Regions from separate parts of the Mus musculus genome. Here all the other regions are linked to region 2. The links are chromatin loops, found by intact Hi-C in ENCODE. Cell type or tissue: heart. All regions are shown on one strand.

Region 1 (5,000 bases), 120 kb after region 2:
ACAAAGTGTTCTACCAATATTCATCCAAAGTAAATATTTAACCTGCAAAAGGTGAGTCAGTCCTTTCCGCCGCCGATTCTGATGCCACATGTAAGATAATCTCCACTAGAAGCACAAATTTTTATTAAAGTTTTATCAGTGTTGTTATGTGTATATGGTGTGACTGTAAAAACAGGCGGATAATTTCTCACCACGGCACATCCAGTTCTCTCCTTCACCACGAGTTCTAGGGATCAAACTCAGGTCACTAGTCTTGCTCACTTTGCACTTTGTTTTTCTGCTGAGCCATTAGAAAATGCAAACAAAACAAGCACATAAAAAACCAACAAATTCACTAAGTGGTGATGGTACCCACCTTTAATCCCAGCAGGTGGCTCAGAGTTTGAGGCTAGCCAGGTCTATAGAGTGAATTCCAGGATAGCTAAGGCTATAGAGAGAAACCGTGTCTCAAAAACACAAAACGCCACAACAAATTCCTTAATTCAAAATCACTTAAACTGGGTGTGGTAATAAATGCGTGCACACACCACTTGAATCCAGTCACAGCCCAGATTTATTTGCACAACTTAATGTATAGGTCTTTTTGTGCTTTTTGGCCTAATGTGCCACAGGTGCTGGACCAAGCCCAGTATTCCATCTTCTACCTTCGTGATCACATGAAGTGGGAATACACCAGTCCAGAGAAATCTTCTGGCCCTAATCTATGAGCCCCGACTACTAGGCTTTCTTTTGTGGTCGGCACTATAGTTTAATAAACAGTTATCATTTAATTAATGTAGCTTCATTCAGTTTGAAACAATTTTATTTTAAAAACAAAAACAAAAAAACGTAAGGCTTATAACCTAGAGCAGATATAAAACAGATGGCAGAGAAGGCAAAACTCCACTCAGCTTCTGTACGGAAAATGGTGTTCAGGCTATGAGGGGCAGAGGCAGTGTGGTTCCACACCAGTGCTTATGTTCAGTAAGCAAGGAACCACAGATCATCTAGCTGTTAGGATGCTGGGTTCTTATAGGGAGTAGTTCTTTTCACTCAAGCAAGCTGGTTTTAAGGAAAGTGGTGGGCAGGGGGATAATGCTTCAGAGATGCTCCCTCCTCTCTTGGCACCTGTGCTTTGTCTCCCACCTCAGACCAGATTCCTTCCAGAACCACTACCCCACTCCTAGGACACCTTCCGACCTCATACACTCCCAGATTCCCTGTTCTAACTAGGGTTAATATTGTTGTTAGGGAACACCATGACCAAAGCAACTTAGGGGAGGAAAGGGTTTATTTGGCTTACATCTTCACATCATAGTGTGCCATCAAAGGCAGTCAGGACAGGAACTCAAAACAGGGTAGGAACTGGAAGGCAGGAGCTGATGCTTGCTCTGCACGGCTTGCTCAACCGGCACAGCCACTCACCATATGCTGTTCCCTCCTCCATTAATCATTAATTAAGAAATGCCCAGCAGGCTTGCCTGCTGCTTGATCTTATGGAGGCATTTACTAAGTTGAGGTTCCCTCCTCTCAGATGACCACAGCTTGGGTCAAGCTGACATAAAACTAGCCAGCTCACTCCCTTCCCTAAGGCTCTAATAAACAACTACCCCGCCCCCTCACATACACACCTGGGGGAAAACTGGAAAATGTCTGGGGCACAGTGCACACATCTGATTGGGAAAGGTCCATCCTCAGAAAAGTACTATGACCCAAGTAGACAAGAAAGAGAGACTATAGCAGCTCCTACTGATATCCATGCAATTTCAAAAGAAAGACCTTCCATCCTGACCACGAAGGTCAAGCTACTTTACACTTTACTGCACCTAAATAAGGTTCACCATGGCAGGCTGCATTTTTTTTTTTTTTTATTACTCTTAGTTATTTGGGGTGGAGAGTAGTTTGGTATGTTTTATTTCATTCTTAGGGAATGCCTTCCTTGCCTTTTAATCACCATTTTCTCTTTATATCCTATATATTTATGTCAGCTACCAATTCCCTTTCACTAACTTAAAAAGTACTTTCCAATATAAAAAAAAAATTACATTTGTTCTTCAGAACTCAATTTAGCTTTTTCTTCTTAATCGGAGACAATCATCTACTCTTCTTAATGCCTTTTTTTCTCTTTTTAATAACATTTCTCTACCACAGAAGGATGCATTCACCACACACTGACTTTAAAGTCAGTCTGTATTCAGCTTCACCCAATTCATCTCAACCGTCGCTGTAAGCTAAGCACGGGATTTAATTGCTGCATTGTCTTTTATCTATTCTTGAAAGTAGTTATACTGACATAGAATTCAAATAATTACCTTAGTTATTTAAAAAAATATTAGCTACTTAACTTTTGATAGTATCATTCTTTAACATCAGCATTTTGCTTCTCCAATGTAGCTGCCCCACCTAGTGGCAGAAAACCAGTTTGGGCAACACAGTTAAAACTTTTTTTCTTCATAATTTCATTGTTTATTAATACCAAAAGGACCCTTCTTTTATAATCCTGACCTATTTTATTTCTTTGTTTAGAATTTGTATTGTTTTAAAAAATGGATCTCTTTTGTTATTGATTAGTAGGACTTATTTACAAATTGAAATCTTCTTATCCTTTGAAATTTATCTGCTTTGTTTTTTACACTCCCACCTCATCATTATGTATATTTTCAATATCTCTAAAACCTCAACTATCATTAATGGCACATTACCAGAAATTCTGTAGTAATAAGAATATTCATAATTATATGCATCTATCTATGCATGCTTTCATACTGGGTTGACTTTGAACTGTGCCTATGCTCAACATGCCATTTGACGCTGAGCTTGCAACCCCACCCCCAGGCCCAGAATAATGTTTTAAATAACAGTAAGTAACTCAAGCAAACATTGGGTTATTTATTCTTCCAAAAGTAAATGTTTCCTCATTAATAAAGGATAAGAAATCAGTTACTAAAATTATTCTCTTTTTTAAGGCATTTTTAATTAGATATTTTCTTCATTTACATTTCAAATGCTATCCCCAAAGTCCCCTATACCCTCCCCCTGCCCTGCTCCCCAACCCATCCACTCCCTCTTCCTGGCCCTGGCATTCCTCTGTACTGGGGCATATGATCTTCACAAGACCAAGGGCCTCTCCTCCCATTGATGGCCAACTAGGCCATCCTCTGCTACATATGCAACTAGAGACACAGCTCTGGGGGTACTGATTAGTTCACATAATATCCAAGATACAATTTGCAAAACACATGAAACTCAAGAAGGAAGACCAAAGTGTGGATAGTTCGCTCCTTCTTAGAATGGGGAACAAAATACCCATGGAAGGAGTTACAGAGACAAAGTTTGGAGCTGAGACGGAAGGAAAGACCATCCAGAGACTGCCCCACCTGGGGGGTCCATCCCATAATCAGCATTATTCACTATCCATTTTAGCTACTCTCCCTCACCCCCTCTAAATACAATTTCTAAAAAGTAGGAGGTAGAAAATTAAAAACAGCAGGGCGGTGGTGGCGCATGCCTTTAATCCCAGCACTTGGGAGGCAGAGGCAGGTGGATTTCTGAGTTCGAGGCCAGCCTGGTCTATAGAGTGAGTTCCAGGACAGCCAGGGCTACACAGAGAAACCCTGTCTCAAAAAAAAGGAAAAGAAAAGAAAAAAAGAAAGAAAGAAAATTAAAGTCTAACACACCATTTCTTTTTTAAAAATAAGTGAATTAAAAAAAAAAAGACAAAAAATTTTGACAAAATCCAAGGATTAAAATACTTTAATAGGTAACACATTAAAGTAAAAGCTTCAATGTTTTAAATTCACAATGATAAAAAGCTAGAAAATTCCTTTGATAATATAAACTTCTCTGCTTACATTTTCAGAAAAAAATAACAGTAAAAAGGAAAAAAAAACCTTAAATCATTAAAGGTAAAAATTTACTACTTAGAACTTTAAAGATACACTAAACACTTTTCATTCATACCCACTTGTCAAACAAAACATCACAAGCATATGAAACACACACTAGATGTAACACAGGCTTTTGGAAGAAAGGATTTTAACCTCAACTTCGACTTTAAGCTACCATTCCTTTAAGTCTTCCAAGAAAGGAAGCAACGATTAACCTGAAGTTTCCACTGCAAATTGGAATGACTTGGGTCTTGTTTGTACAAATACACATACACACCTAATAGATGATGCCTGCCTGGCTAGTCCTTTAAATGTTGCCTTTTTAGGGCTGGAGAGGTGGCTCAGCAGTTAAGACCACTGGCTGCTCTTTCAGAGGACCTGGGTTCAATTCCCAGCATCCACATCCAGCTCATAACTGTCTGTAGCTCCAATTTCAGGAGAGCTGGCACCTTAAGACATATATGCAGGCAAAACATTAATGCACATAAAATAAAGGCAAATAAATCTTTTTAAATTCCTTTTCCCTTAAAGAAAGGTCATAATTTTTCTTCTACAGCTCTTTCAAAATCCTATGTTTGGAATCTGTAGAAATTACAAACTCATTCCTGTTCACAGAGCTGAAAGCTCTATTTTTTACTTTAGACTGTTCATTGTTGATATGCTTTTGTTTTGTTTTGTTTTTGTTTTTTTTTCTTTTTTAATATTTTTATTAGGTATTTACCTCATTTACATTTTTGATATGCTTTTTAAAACAACAAATACAGCCTGCTCCTAAGGAGGCAACTGTTTTTCTGGGAGGAGCAAGTATCCATAAAACAGCACTCACAGGCAACTAGACAGCATTCCAGTCTGCAGGTTGGTCGGCTTGCCTTGGTACCCACAATCCATGGACCACAATGATTTCGGCTTTATCCTGTTTGCTTAACACCAATACCTGAATGTACCCCACCTTGACCCTAAGTTTCCCAGAGCTTGCATACATTTGCCAAGTTCAAGTTAAATATGTAGGACTTAACAAGCTAGAGGAGTCTTATGTAATAACAGCCTACACAGATTCCTCATATATACATGAAGCCTTTTCACAACATCTAGGAATATCCAGTCGGAAACCAGCTTCCTCTTTGGGCAACATAG
Region 2 (5,000 bases):
GAAGATTTCATTAGAAAGCAGAAAGCCAGAGGATTACATCCAAATGTCTGCTTCAGAAAGATGGCAGCGGATTCCGTTCACCAGAAGAGAGACAGTGGCAGCCCTGGAGCCATGCGGGGGCTACCATTCTGGCTCAGAAACGACTTCAGATCCTCTCCTTCCTATAAAAGGCTGACAGTGGAAAACCAGGTACCTTACTGCAGACAAAGACTGGAATCTCTAAAACACAGTCTGAAAAACCAGCCAATCAGTCAAGACAGAAAGGAGAGGACAAGGCTCCAGGGGGAAGGAGAAGCCACCACTTGGGAGCCAGGGATGCCCAAGGGGAAACTCTACAGAGTGAGGGGTTCACGCACGGAAGACAGCCTCAGCAGAAGGAAGGTCTCAGCAGAGCCAGTGGCTACACAGAAGTCTAAGCACAGAAAGGAGAACCACCATGATGGGAGAGACTCCACCAAAGGCAGGCGCCGGTCCCACCAAAAGCAGAAGGGGCCGGAGGAGAGGGATTTGTGGGACGAAGCTATCCTGGGCAGTCGCTACTGATGATTGCACATTTCGGGTCCCAAAAGTCAGTGTGTTGATTCTCTTGGTAAGGGTGGATTAAATGACCTCAAAGCAATTAGATGCCAGGCCAGCGGCTGTGGCCCATCTACTCTGCTGGTGTAGCACTTGTGAGTCTTCACAGGGTTGCTCTCCTGGTACTGGCAGTGACAGACCCTTTAGTGTGCAAGGCCTTTGGGCTGTGCTGACAGACACAGGGACTTTCAGTCACAAGCCTGAGTGCCTGGAGCTGTAGAAGCCAGTCAGTCCAGCAAGATCTAGGTGCTGGATACTGTTCTGCTCCAGGCGTTAATCATCAGAGGCCCTAGCCCTTGGCTCAGAGCAGAAGCTAATGGGAGTAGATAGTAGCTGTCAGCTTCCCAGCAGGCCTTGCATTTGAATGCTCGGCTCCTGTTAACAGGCCAGAGCTACAGTCCTGGGGACGGGCGTATTCAGACGCCTGGCATCTCCCTGAAGCTCTTCCTGTGAGCAGGGCCTCCTTGCCCTTCTACAGCTTTTTGTTGTTTCCAGTACCTCTGCTTCCTATTGTTTCTGCCCTTAGCCACTCTGGGAATTTGAGCCATGTTCTTACCATCATTGCTACTATGGAAAACACGGCAACAAGAGCTGCTGCCACCTTTGCCATAGCTACTGCTCTGGCGATGCTTCTGTCCTTCACTCGGTCTTCTGGCTGCCACTCAACCCTCTAATAATGATAAAGATCAAAAGAAGACAAGAAAAGAATTGTGATCTGCACTAATTGGGCTGCATTTTTTTTCCAAGCTGAGGATTTAATCCAGAGCCTTGGGCTTGCTAGGCAAGAGCTCTCTCACTTAGCTACATCTCACCCCCAGTCGTGAGCTGCCTTCTGATGGGCCACCAAAGGAAGTGCCCTGCCACACCTAGTCTGGCTAAAATTTAGGCTGCAGGATTACCCAACATTCACTGAGGTTTATGAAAAGCAGATCGACATGTGCTCTGTAAAACAGTCTTGGCAATAATAGCTGGGCTTACAGGTGTTCACCACCATGCCCACCAAGCGAGAACTGTCTTATAATACATTAGCCAGATGCTATTAAACAAGCAAAATTAAATGTCAAAACATTTAAAAGCAAAGCAGAAGGCCTTGCTATAAAAATCTATAAAAATTAGAGTCTTGAAAATAGGCATTAAATAAACACACAGAAGAACTCCAGAAAGACATGGAGTATCTGGTACGAGTGGGCTCAGGACACAAGAATTTGATGGGTAAAGGACAGCAGTGAGGGACAGACTAACCTTCAAGGGGCTAGTGAGAGGGCTTGGGGTAGAGGTGCTTGCCACCAAGCCTGGCTTAAACCTGAGTTTGATCTCTGGGACTCACACTGTAGGAGAGAGCTAACGCCTGCAGTGTGCTGGCTTTATGCAGAATTTTGTTTCATATGCGACTTTTCCCGTTGCTATTTGTCAAGAAACAGAGCGGAGGGAAATTACTTGTTATCATTCTGTTAAATGTCCTGCCCCAGGTGTCAAATTATCATCTCTCAAAACAGGACCACTTGGCTTTTTAAACTCTTCCAGTAGAGGGTGGTAGAAGGTTATTGTAGAGTCAGGAAAGGGGGACATTCCCTTTCCCTGGTGTGCCCTTAGTTACAAAAACAGGGAGTTGCTAGGGAAAAGGTCCTACCTATTGCCTATCTATGTGCCTCAGCAAATGGCTTTGTTGGTGGATTCTCTTTGCAGAGTGTAAATCCTGAGTGGTTGGGGAAAGGACCCTCAGGCTCCCCCGCTCTGAGTTATGCCTCCCCAGCCCCACCCATGGAGCCCAGCCCCAGGCAGGTCAACTGCCACCTGTAGGTCACAGCCAGCCACCTGCTCGGTGCTCTGGATCTGACAGTTGTAGCATTTGAATCTCAAGTATACAAAGTGCAGATGTCTTCATTCATTGAACTGCGTTCCAGAGCCTGTACAGGTGGGCCTGGTGACTGGCTCAGTGTGTGTTGCCAAGCTTGACAACCTGTGCTCCATCCCTGGGTCCTTCATGGCGGGAGGAGAGAGAACCCATTCCCGCTAGCGCTCTGACCTCCACATGCGGCATGTACTCACCCCCCCACCCCCCAACACACAAAGTTTTTTTAAAACATGCATTCATTTTATCTTGGATTTCACCAATAAAAATGTTGTGTATGACTGTTTTTTGTGTTGTGATGTGATTTCTTTGCCTGTGACTCTTGCCCACAAAGCCCAAAATAACTTGCTACCTGGCCCTTTACAGAAGACCTGTCACACCCTGCCCAAGAGTCCTCTTGTGCCCACCATTCTTTATTAATTACTTTTTTGTATTTAATTTTCTCTGCTTTAATCACTGCTGTGGCTTTGACTTGACCCTGACTGATACCGTGCTATTAGACAAACCATTTCTGACAGTTAAGAAATCATAAAAATTGAATGAGAACATCACCTGTTTATTTAGACAGTGAATGCTGGGGAGGTGACTTGGCAAAATACTTGCTGTGCAAGAGTGAGGAACTGAGTTTGAATTTCCGGATCCTATTTAAAGTCAGGTGCAGAACTCGTACCAGACAGGAGGTAGAGACAAAATTTTAAGAAGGCCGGTTAGACTAGCATATGCAGCCATGAACAAGAGAGGCCCTGTCTCAAAGTGAAGATGAACACCTACTGTGGGACACACATGCCCTCTCTCCTGAATTGTGCACACACAAATGTTCTAGGATTCTAGTCCTACGGCTATACACCGAGATACTGCAGTGATAAACACAATGTGCAAAAGGGGGAGGGCAGAAACATGGAGCGAAGATTGCAAATGAACTCAATTCTGGACATCTATTGGAAGTAACAGGGAATGTCTGTCACCTCTGGGCCCACCTACTGAATGCTGTAGCCCTGTCTGCTCCCACAACAAGACAATTAACATGATCCATCTTAATGTAGACCGTGTATCCGCTGTGTGTGCCTGGTGCCAGACTTATCCTTCAGTTCATGTGAAGAAACGTTTTCTTCTTCCTGTCTTCCTCTTCCTCCTCTTCTTCCTCCCCCCTCTCCTCCTCTTCTGTTGTGTTGTTTTTGAGACAGGGTTTCTCTATGTGGCCCTGGCTGTCCTGGAGCTTGCCTTGTAGATTAGGCTGGCCTCAAACTCAGGTCCACCTGCCTCTGCCTTCAGAGTGCTGGGGTTAAAGTGTGCACCACCACTGCCCATAGCAAAGAAACATTTTTATGTTGCGTCCCTATAGATGCCCTAGCATGATAGGCAAGGCTGTCAATCACATCCCCATGTGTCAACCCTGGGTGTCTGGGAGAACCAGGTCATGACTCTTAGGTCTTTTGAGGTAGAGCCCACTGCTCCTCACAAATGTCCCTTCAGTAAGGTATAGGATCATCCACTTAAGTGACACAGGAGAGGACTGCTCACTGGCCAGCAGTTCCCTCCTCTGCCTCCAAAGGGAAAATCTCGGATGCTGCTGTGGCTTTCACCGGCTCTAGAACTATTTGCAGCTCCTCCGACTTAAGCTTTTAGCCACCTCCTATCCGAAGTAACACTTACTTTCTATTATGGTAAGAGTTGCATTTCTTTCTGAGAGTAATTTGCTTATGTTTTTTTTTTTTTTATTATTCCTTAAGCTTTTTCTTTTCAAGGAGTTACTGTGGTTAACCTCCATTGTCAGCCTGGCTGAATCGTGAGGTGCTTCTTCAGTAGAGCTCTGGTGTTCGTCAGTAGCTCCTGGAGCACCCTGGATCAGGGGACTCTGACCTCATGGATGGATGCATCCGCTGACGGATTAGGCCAAAGTCTCCACCCTGCTGGGGTCCTTTCCCTTCAACGGCTCTGCTCTACTCCTGGTTTCCCATGGTGTGAACTGTTCCACTCCACCATGACAGACTGAGACTTCCCAAACCATGAACTAAAATAAGTAATTCCTCCTGTGGCGGTGAGATGGCTTGGTAGGAAGGGTGCTTGCCACCAAACCTGACTGCTTAGGCTCAATCCCTGAGGCCACAAAGTTAGGAGAGAACTAACTCCTGCAGTTTGTCCTCTGACCTCCAAATGTGGCATGCATGCCTCACCAAAACAAATAACAACAATAATGAAAAACATTAGCAGCCCCCTCCCAGGTATTGGTTACCCCTTCCCAGGTATTGGTCACAACAACCAAGTATGACAAAAGTAAAATGTCCTATTAGAATGTAGCTCTTGGAAAGTTAAAAGCCCCACAAGACTCTGTCAGTCAGGCCTCAAAACAGTGGAAAAGGAAACTTCTAGAGATGAGCTCACCTTTATCCTCCCAGAGATAAAAAGAGGACTAAAAATGTTGACATTATCCAGAAAGGATAATCATGGGCAAGGTAGAAAGGCAGAAAGTGAAGTGTGGGCTGGCTCCTGTGGCTGCCCAAATCTGCATACCTTGAGAGACACCTGCCACATGTTTGGGGAAAACACATGCTTGCAAGCCTTGGGGAGACAC
Region 3 (5,000 bases), 130 kb before region 2:
ACTGTCCACTGCTGACTGACTATCCACTGCTGACTGTCCACTGCTGACTATCCACTGCTGACTGACTATCCACTGCTGACTATCCACTGCTGACTGTCCACTGCTGACTATCCACTTCTGACTGACTATCCACTGGTGACTATTCACTGCTGACTATCTGCTGGTGACTATCCACTGCTGACTGACTATCCACTGCTGACTGTCCACTGGTGACTGACTATCCACTGCTGACTGTCCACTGGTGACTGACTATCCACTGCTGACTGACTATCCACTGCTGACTGTCCACTGCTGACTGACTATCCACTGCTGACTGACTGTCCACTGCTGACTGACTATCCACTGCTGACTGTCCACTGGTGACTGACTATCCACTGCTGACTGACTGTCCACTGCTCACTGACTATCCACTGCTGACTGACTATCCACTGCTGACTGTCCACTGCTGACTGACTATCCACTGCTGACTCACTATCCACTGCTGACTGTCCACTGCTGACTGACTATCCACTGCTGACTGTCCACTGCTGACTATCCACTGCTGACTGACTATACACTGCTGACTATCCACTGCTGACTGTCCACTGCTGACTATCCACTTCTGACTGACTATCCACTGGTGACTATTCACTGCTGACTATCTGCTGGTGACTATCCACTGCTGACTGACTATCTACTGCTGACTGACTATCCACTGGTGACTATCCGCTGGTGACTATCCACTGCTGACTATTTTGTGATGTGAGTCACTGACCAGATATGCATGAAACATTTACAGCATGCTGCCCATGAGGATGGGGAGTTGGAGCTGAATGTGTCGGTCGGCCTCTGCCTTACAGATGCTTGCATGGTGGGAAGCAGGGGAGAAAACAGAGCTGAGTCTGTTGTGATGTTTAAAAAAACCAAGATTTATTTATTATTTTATTTATATGAGTACACTGTAGCTGCCTTCAGAAGAGGGCATTGGGTCTCATTACAGATAGTTGTGAACCAACATGTGTTTGTTGGGAATTGAACTCAGTACCTCTGTAAGAGCAGCCAGTGCTCTTAACGCTGAGCCATCTATCTCTCCAGCCCCTCTCTTTTTTCTTTTTAAATGAACATTAAATTTAAAAGTATAGGCTCTTTCATGAATGTCTTATAAGTTGTAAAGATGATGCAGAATGGAGAAGAATGATCCAGGGTAGAAAGACAGAAGAAAGGTAATGAAGATAGGTGTGCCTATAGCTGAAAACCACCAAATGGCTAGAATCCTAATTTCTATACAAGTCATGCTGGTGCATGCCTGTCATGCAAGCACGTGGGGGAAGGGTGAGGCAGGAGAACCATGAGTTTGAGGATGCTCTCTGCTTATTGAATTTGGGTGGAGGGTTGGGTTGAGAAAGTTACAGAAGACTTAGAAGGGTCCGATCTGAAGGTTTCTATACAATTCGGTTGTTCCTCTTTCAGAGTCCTGTAGACTGGTGGTGGCAGTCTCTTAGAAAAGGTATTTTCAAAGGATGTGTCCTTATCAGAACATCTCAATCTAGGCAGCAGTTTCAGGATCCCAAATGGTAATATTATTATTATTAGGTAATAGGCAGGTGATAGAGGTTTTGAAAAAGTTTAGTTCACTCATCAAGTGAAGCTCCATCCTCAGTGAGCAGGAGATGAATCAGGGATGCTGTTGGCACAGAGAGGAAATACATGTGGAGGGTTTCAGAGGAGGAGTCAAGAAGGACCCTCAAATGGGAGTAAGGAGTTTATTATAAAAGTTATCATTGCCATAGACAGGAAGACAGAAAGGCAACAGCATGACAGGGGAGTTCAGGGCCCAGTCCCAGGACAGACACATGGCAGAGACTCTGAAGAGAGGAATCCGAGTTCATGTGGCAGAAGTGGGGTCTCTGTACACCTTCCTGGGGACAAGGGAGAGTAAGGGACAGGAATGGGGAACAGGATGTATGGTCATCAATGCCCGTTTTGAGATAACTCACTTTTTAGATGAGAGATCCTGGCACCAAGAAGTCTGTTAGCTAGGGACTCGAGGTGTCTCAGCAGGTGACTGTCAATGTAAAAGGAGAGATGCTGGAAACTATCACAGGAGCAGCAGCTGGATGGTGACACTGGGTTCTCACACATGTGACCTGCTTGCAGGAACAGGCACAAGGGAAATCATGAATGTCTGCAGAGGCAGAGGTCTCCAGGCCCGATCTTGAAGGACAAATAGGAGCTTACTGTGTGGACAAAGAGAAATTTCAGTAGGATTTGCAAAAGGAAAAACATAGGCAAACCAGAGGGATGTGGAGGCCAACCGCCCCAGTGACTGGCTCAGGGTGTGTCTGAGAAAGGATGGGTGTGATGAGAGCGAGGCTGGGAAAGCCACTGTGGGCAAGAAAGTGGCAGGAAGGAGAACCATTCCATTTTCATTCAGAAGGCCCCATCTACGAGGAAAGTAAAAGTTGATCTGTGGGTGCCTCCATCTAGGTCTGGGGACCTGCTACCTATTCGCTTTGTTACTGGTATCTGTTGTCTCCAGTAAAGTGACAGTAGAGATGTAGAGGAGTGAGGAGATCTGGGCAGAAAGGTGAGAGGGTCATTTTAGCAAGCTAATATACCTACCCTCCTTCAACGGCTTTTAATTTCATGAATCACTATTATCTTCCAAAGTACTTGGCTTGTAAAAGTTAAAATAAACATGAACATAGCATGCAGCAGTAGTGGTGATTACACAATACCATAAACAACTACACCAGAACAGGCAGGGCCTAAGAGCAGGTGACAAACTGATTCTGATGTACTAGCCTAACTGGGTAAAGTTAGGGCTGGGGATGAGAGCACGCACGCACGCACACACACACACACAGCGTGGCTACCTCCTCCACGCTGGAGCAATGATGAACTGTGACCAGGAGCCCTGTTCTGGGTTGTGTGTCTGTCCCCCATAGATGGCTCAGTAGCCCTGTGACCATTGGCCACCTGGCTGGGAGCCTTGGATCATTAATTAATCTCCCTGAGATTAGAGAAGCAACCGGAGCAGTGACTCCTGTGATTGGAACTGGGCTAGCCTGAAATCAGCACTTAATCAGAAGCCTCTGAAGATCCCAAAGCAGAGCCGCCACTTCCACCGCAAGGTCATCTCAGGTTTGACAAAGATGGCTAAAGACCTTCGAACCTCACACCTGCAGACTGTCTGTCCTACCTCTTCCCAGAAAAGCTGAGCTCTCCCTTAAGAGTTAGGTTATCTTGACAAAGACCATGGATATTTACAACCTGGTTGTATCTGCCAAGTTAGGGAGCAGCCAAAGAGCACAGGAAGCAGTGTCCGTTGAACTGGTGATCTCAGTGAAAGGGAACAAAGCAAAGGGGCTGCAAGCCTAGATCACCTCAAATTAAGGAAACTTGAAATTAAGAATAAGACAAAGAGTGCACCATTAACTGTTGCATCATGGCTCCGCAGATAATAATGCAAGAAAAAGAAATGATGGAGAGGAAAATTGGAAAGGAAGAGATAAAATTGCTGCCATTTGAAGATAATGTAAGGAGGAGTGGAGAATAGGAAACACTCTCATGACTGCCATTACTGCTACCACCATTACTACTATGCCATTACCACCACCGTTACTACTATGCCATTACTAACTAACATCATTACTACTGTACCACTACCACTTTATTATCACTACCACTATTACTACCATGCTATTGCTGCTACCACTGCTACTACTGTGCCATTACTTCTACCACCGTCACTATTATTGCCACTACCATTACTCCTGTGCTATTGCTGCAACCACCGTTGCTTCTGCTGCTACTACTATTACTGTTTCTAGACAAAATAAAATTCCGTGCATGAAAGCAAAGAACTCACAAAATACATGAGAGAACAATTTCCAAGCCACCAGACATGATGTCATGTAGAACACTGACCTCTGAGAGTTTCAGTAAGTGACCAGAACCTGAGGCTTAGCTTAGCTCATTGTCTCAAGGGAGCTTCTAGTTCCCTTGGCACAGTTTGAGGACTTGTGCAGACTATGGTGAATTCTGATTTGAGACAAAATGAGAATCCAGGAAGAATGAGTTAGAGTGAGTGGGCAGTGTCCTGGAGAGGAGAACACTGCATGGGTAGAGTCCTTCAGAAGGTGCCCTTAATTAGTAGGAAGACCAACCAAAGGAACTAGAGAGTACCACACAAGATCAGGAGCAGTGCTGCTGCCCAAAAGTGAGGATGGAGCATTTACGGCCTGGGAAGAACAGTAGCTACAGACTACACTACGCTTTCTCTACTCTACACTCTTTCTCCTGTCGCCTGCTTGCTGTGTGGGACTGAGCAACTGCTAGATCCTGGGACTTCCATTCACAGCTGCTGCTGACCATTGTTGGGAGTTGGACTGCAGACTGTAAGTCATCCACAAATTCCTTTACTATATAGAGACAATCCATAAGTTCTGTGACTCTAGAGAACCCAGACTAATACAGAAGTCTTGTGGTTGGTCAACAGTCACACCTGTGAGTAATCAGCCCTAGGCAAAGCACTTCCCCAGACCTGCCTATGAAGTTAAAAGCAAGATACAAAGGTGCCTTATGCTGCATCCCAGGATAAAAGCCAAGAATATATGAGAGTACAAAAATGTATCCACTATCCAATGTTGATACTTATATGCATCCGGTCAGAAATTAGCAGAAAAACAAATACATAATAAGGATAAATGTGGCTGGTTTTGCTTTCCCACAGCTGATATAGATGGTAGAAGACAGAGACATCGAAGCAGCTGCTCAAAATCCATATGTTCAACATGTTGCACAGAGACAGGACAATTCTGAGAGGCATTACGGCTCTCATCTCTCAGAATGTCTAGAGACAAAAACTGCAATGCCTCAATGCCTGAGCCAAGAGATGAATGGAGGAGGGCTGCAGAGATGCCCAGGACTTAAGACACTTCACTTTCTAGAACTCACACTGGGTTTTTCACAACTGCCTGTGACTCCAGATCTAAAGCAACTGACGTCCCCTTTTGGCC
Region 4 (5,000 bases), 90 kb after region 2:
CTGTTTATGGTAAACACTGCAGTACCACATACAGCTGTCAGCAGGCATGCTTATGAAACACCAAGCCTTGTATGTGATTCTCGCTACATGTTTCCTCGGTGTGTTCCCCAAGACTACACTAGTCTAGTGTTACCAAAGATAATGTACAGATAGTTCAATGGTGAAAAGTATTTGGTTTGTCTTCACTGTATACATCCTGGAGATGAACCGAAACAAACCATGCCTCCATACCTTCCCTGAAGATAACCTGAGTCGGCTGACTAAACAGAGTGCAGGCTGTCAGTCCACTGTATGAGAGGCTGCGCTGGGAAACCAGAGGGCTAGTGTAGTCTACCAGCAGCTTGTACTGTGCAGATAAACCAAGAGCTCTTGGCTTTTGAGAGCCACTGTCCCAAAGGCTGACAGCACTGAGGTGGGAACAACACAGCATAAACATAGGGAACTGAGCTGTACAGCCTGTGGGATTGGCGACCTAGAGAAGAAGATTGGGGGTCCTCAGCCCCTCATGATTTGGTGTGGGTTTAATGTCTCCCTACACGTTAGCTGCTGTGGAAAAAGTAAAACGAAAAATTTACTTAATAACTTTCTTATTTCCAATCAAATGCTCACACACTCACAAAATACACACTCTATGAATATGAGGTGGCTCTTTTTCTTCAAATTTTTAAAAATAAAGAGGCACCAGTACCCGTTCATTTATGTATTAAAAGTCTCATATAATCATCAATAAAACAGAAATGGCATCTGTGATGATCACACAAAGGAGAAAAAGATCAACAACAACCTTAGCCACTGTGGAGAGGCTCTGGCTTCACCAGAATCTAAAGGTTTTATTGGGTTAGCAAAGTCCTAAGGCAGCCTTGTCCACAACCAGAAAAGGAAATAGGGTCTCAAAGAAGCCATAGTGCGGCTGTTTCCAATGCCTGTTATCTGTGTGACTGAGTCTTCCTCTAGCATTACCTTCTCTAACAAGGCTCAAAGAAACAGATGGCATCCTCCTGCATGCTAGGTAGCATGAGCATGACATCAGTGATGGCATGGTTCCAGAGTACAAGGATCCCAACACTGTATTTCAGCATCTTTGGTCAAGGTCTGTCTTCTTTGAATCCGCTTCTGCTATAGTCAGTCTCTCACAGATAAAAGTACACACATTTAAAGAAGAGCCTAAGACCTCATTTCCATGGTAAATTTTAAGATCAAGTTTCAGTTCTGGGCCCTTGTCCTGCTTGCCCACTGGGTCTACACGACCTCCCAGAGGAAGCTGTAAGGTCAAACACTTGTTAAAGTTTCATGAGCTTCACAAGAGGCCATCAAAGAGATTCCCAGCACAGGAGGACCAGCAGAGCCTTCGTCCTTAAAATGGCCTGAGCTAACTGTGTGAAGGGTCTTGTTTTTTATTTTCCACCAACCTCAAGGGCATGTCTGTACCACATAAACTTTATGTGTAGTCTAAATGTTATACAGACGCTTGAGGTGGGAAGGCAAGAATAAGTTATAGAGAAAAAAAGAAACCTAAAAACTAAATTTGGCTTAGGAATAACAAAGTTTAAAAAAAGGAAAAGAAAAGAAAAAAGAAAGCCTGACACGCTACAATTTAATTCAAAGGAAAAACTATCCATAGTAAACGAACGTACACCCTCCTCCCTCCACAGGATACTGCCTGGCACGACGCCTTTCTCCTGCAGTCCAGAGGCACCTCTGTTCTTTCCCTGCTTCACAGGGATGAGGAACTTTACAGAGCATCCTGACAGTGAAGCACAAGTCACTGTGAGCTAGGCTGAGTATGAACAGAGCATGCACTCTAAGCTGGACCAGTCTTGACCCAGGTAACCTACACAGTACACAGTAGCCATCACCATGAAACTGACCACGTGGTCATTTCTTGGGTTTTTCTACAATACCATTCTTTCCCTTACAAGCAAATACCGGCTCTCCTAGGAAAGCATCACCCAGGCTGGCATACCACTGTGCATGCTCGCAATTTCTGATTAACTTAGCACCAAAGCTGTCGTCCCCATTCCCTTAACCCAAGTCCGTCTGTGGTTTAAAATAACAAGAGTCACATTTCTCGTTGCTTCTGTGTTTATGCTTTTTCATTTTCTCATGACAGTTTTCCTATGTTGATGTTCAGATTTACACCAGATGAAATAAAGTTGCGAGATATTTGGTGATTTCCACATAGCACTCTTCTCAAGATGAAGTATTTCATGGGTTTAAGTCAGAAGTCTTTTCCATGTAGTTAGTTCCTCAAACAGAGAACAACTCTTACACATGGCTCTTTCTGGGCAGTGCATTAAATGAAGAGACCTCACAAAAGAAAAGAGCATTATCTGTAGCCATTTGAATAATATACAGGTTCACAGTCTATGAGATGAGACACTGCAGAAGAGAGGCATGAACAATATACTAATTAAACACAAAACAGCAAAAAACGAGGTCCATACACGGAAAGTTGCTAGAGCCTGCCCGTAAGGACCTGAAGTGATGAGACTGGCAACTGCGTTTAGAATGGACAGGCTTCTTCCCTTCCACACACACAATGTTTGATGCTGGTGCACACACTTCTATACACATGCATAACACTGCGTATCTGTGATGATAAACTAATGAGACACTCAGCCAAGTCTTAAAGGCAGATGTCAAAGGACAGTATGCTAGACTGTGAAACCATACATCAAATTAGTAACACCCTAACTTCAATATCCATTTATTAAAAAGCACCTCTTGGTAATAAAAGCAAAACAAATAAACAAACAACAACAAAACCCCAGTAATATCTATTTCATTCTCACATCAGCCTGTTAAATTCATGATGGGATTTTAAACAGGCAGCCTGCTGGGCTATAGACAGAACTCAAATGCAGGTGAGTGTGCCGACTCTGAAGCAAGAGCGGGAGCAGAGCAAAACATTGAAAAGCTATGCAAATTTGAAATTTATCACAGCTTTCTTCCTTAGGCCAAAAAAGAAAAACAAAACAACAAAAAAGCAAATTCGTTTTATAACCACAATTCATTTTGTCAAACTCCTATGAAGACTTTTCATTTAATTATGTATACATAAGAAGAAAGTAAGTTCTTCCACAAACACTCTCAAGCTTACAATTATCAAGAAAACGTCAGAATCTGTAAAAGCAGGAGGAATATTAAACACATGTCAGGAAGGTCAACTTCTGTTTCTGCTTTTAAGTAAAAAAATCACCATATAGAAGTACAAAAACCTGCACTGAATGACAACTGCTGGTGTTTACTTGATCAGAAACGAAGACCAAGAGTGAAGAAAGCCCTGTGTGATTCCCATCTGGAGCACCCCCTCCGTGCACACGAGTGAATCGGCAGCCTCTGGAGCATAGCTTATGAACAGGCGGTCCTTGGATAGCTGCAGTCAATGGAACACTCTTGTCTTGAATGTACCCATAATTCAGTTTCACTTACAAATTGCAAACAAACTCATTCTTCAGAAAAATATCTGTTTGGCATCTCCTGGACTCTGTTCCATTGGGCAATATGGACATTTTAATCTATATATAAAATAGAAAAGATTGAGACAAAGAATAGTATCAGTACTGAGCACAGTTATAAAGTACACTTTCACACCTGTATGCACACCTGCAACACGTGCAAGCAAAGCTGAACTGCTTCTTTTGCCTGGAGGATCAGCTATGCTCGTCAGCCAGGCTTTGAGGAGTCACAGAAAACACCACCTAAATCAGACCCTAACCTGAGAGCCTCTCTGATACTTAGTAATCGGTGAAAACTGTTTTGCAGGTAAAATAAAGACAATTTTTTGAAAACTGATTCTTGAGCTTTAGAAGTAATCTAATCTCTGCCTACCGAGGTTTACATTGCACCTGTCCCTAGATGAATTTCCAATGTGTGGCTGTGTAATCTATTCAAGAACAGCCAATCTATTGTGATCTACCAGCCTGCATTAAGAACAGCCCACACGGCTTTCAGTGACAAAGAGCGCTAGTTCCTTGTGGCCACAGTCACCAGTGATCTGTACTGCCAGGATTTCTGTGTGGTCTGGGAAGGTTATAAACACTTTCTCTCAAGCGATAGACCTCCCAGGAAAGGGTCTTCCCACAATAAGGCCAGAACAAACATCAGTGAAGACTAGCCTAACTACCTAAGCCAGAACACCTTTGAGATCTGTTTTGTTTTAAATTGGGCTGTCTGTAAAATTTACAAATGTCTGTGCACGCTGAACCACGATTACACTGGTAGCAATTATCACATATGGACAACACACTCTGGCACTGTATTCACCAAGAAGAAATGGCTAAATAATGGTATTTCCACACTGCAGAGTAGTCTACACTGGTGGGAAGGGCAGTAAAAGTAGGCTGAGACAATCTTATGTAGCTCAAGATGACCCCTCTAACTTGCTATATAGTTGGGAATGATCTTGAATTCTGGGTCCTACTACCTCTACCACTCAGGCGCTGGGATTAGAAGCATGCACCACCATACCGTGCTCCTCTGTAACTTTAACAACAATCACAAACGGCTCTTTTGTGATATATAAAAATATAAAAATAGCATATAAAAATAGCTCCACAATAATGCTCTAAGTGAGAGAAGCGAAACCCAGAAGGGAGAAGGATATGCACAGAAGACAATTCTTAAGCCTTGGAGAGAGGGCCACACAAGGATCCGAGTACATTTATAAGTCTAATTTTCAAATCCTTGAGCTGGCTAAACTAACCAAAGAGATTAGATGCAATCCACTTTCTATGACTAGTTAAGAAAACTCATTTCTAAATATAGTTATGGCTGAGCACAGTGTTACACACTAATTCCAGTACTCAGCCATGGCTATACAAAGAAACCCTGTCTCGGAAAACAAAACAAACGAACAAACATACAAAAGATTTTGGATTCACTCATTTATCCTTATTACATCTTACTTCCTGCAAGACAGATCTACTTAATGCTTAAGAAGTCAGACACTTACTTGCTACCATTAAACATTTTATTCAGGGCGTCTCTTGATATAATAT

What was found. Hi-C counts contacts between places; a loop is a spot of excess contacts. Peaks named below come from ENCODE experiments on the same cell type or tissue, not always from the same donor. Only the 100,000 strongest peaks of a DNase experiment are listed, where the experiment ranks them.
Region 1: a loop joins it to region 2, with 2.0 times the contacts of the local background. A loop is called at or near these places in 2 of 42 quality-filtered maps.
Region 3: a loop joins it to region 2, with 2.4 times the contacts of the local background. A loop is called at or near these places in 14 of 42 quality-filtered maps.
Region 4: a loop joins it to region 2, with 2.6 times the contacts of the local background. A loop is called at or near these places in 15 of 42 quality-filtered maps.

What each region holds. Positions count from the first base shown.
Region 1 is chr6:71,420,930-71,425,929 of GRCm38, forward strand. The region is part of intron 2 of Rmnd5a (required for meiotic nuclear division 5 homolog A); the gene reads right to left. Among named protein-coding and RNA genes, the nearest start is that of Rmnd5a, 17 kb to the right of the region's middle. In heart, a CTCF peak has its summit at 2,387 (motif pointing left); no DNase peak of the experiment used is centred here.
Region 2 is chr6:71,300,167-71,305,166 of GRCm38, forward strand. Gm1070 (predicted gene 1070) reads left to right here. Exons shown (of 2, transcript NM_001357905.1): 2 at 1-2,714. The coding sequence ends at 543. Among named protein-coding and RNA genes, the nearest start is that of Gm1070, 8.9 kb to the left of the region's middle. In heart, a CTCF peak has its summit at 2,097 (motif pointing right); no DNase peak of the experiment used is centred here; H3K27ac peaks cover 456 bases.
Region 3 is chr6:71,170,157-71,175,156 of GRCm38, forward strand. No RefSeq gene overlaps it. Among named protein-coding and RNA genes, the nearest start is that of Gm38827, 19 kb to the left of the region's middle. In heart, no CTCF peak of the experiment used is centred here; no DNase peak of the experiment used is centred here.
Region 4 is chr6:71,389,671-71,394,670 of GRCm38, forward strand. It overlaps Rmnd5a (required for meiotic nuclear division 5 homolog A), which reads right to left. Exons shown (of 9, transcript NM_024288.2): 8 at 4,955-5,000; 9 at 1-3,518. The coding sequence ends at 3,455. Among named protein-coding and RNA genes, the nearest start is that of Cd8a, 19 kb to the left of the region's middle. In heart, no CTCF peak of the experiment used is centred here; no DNase peak of the experiment used is centred here.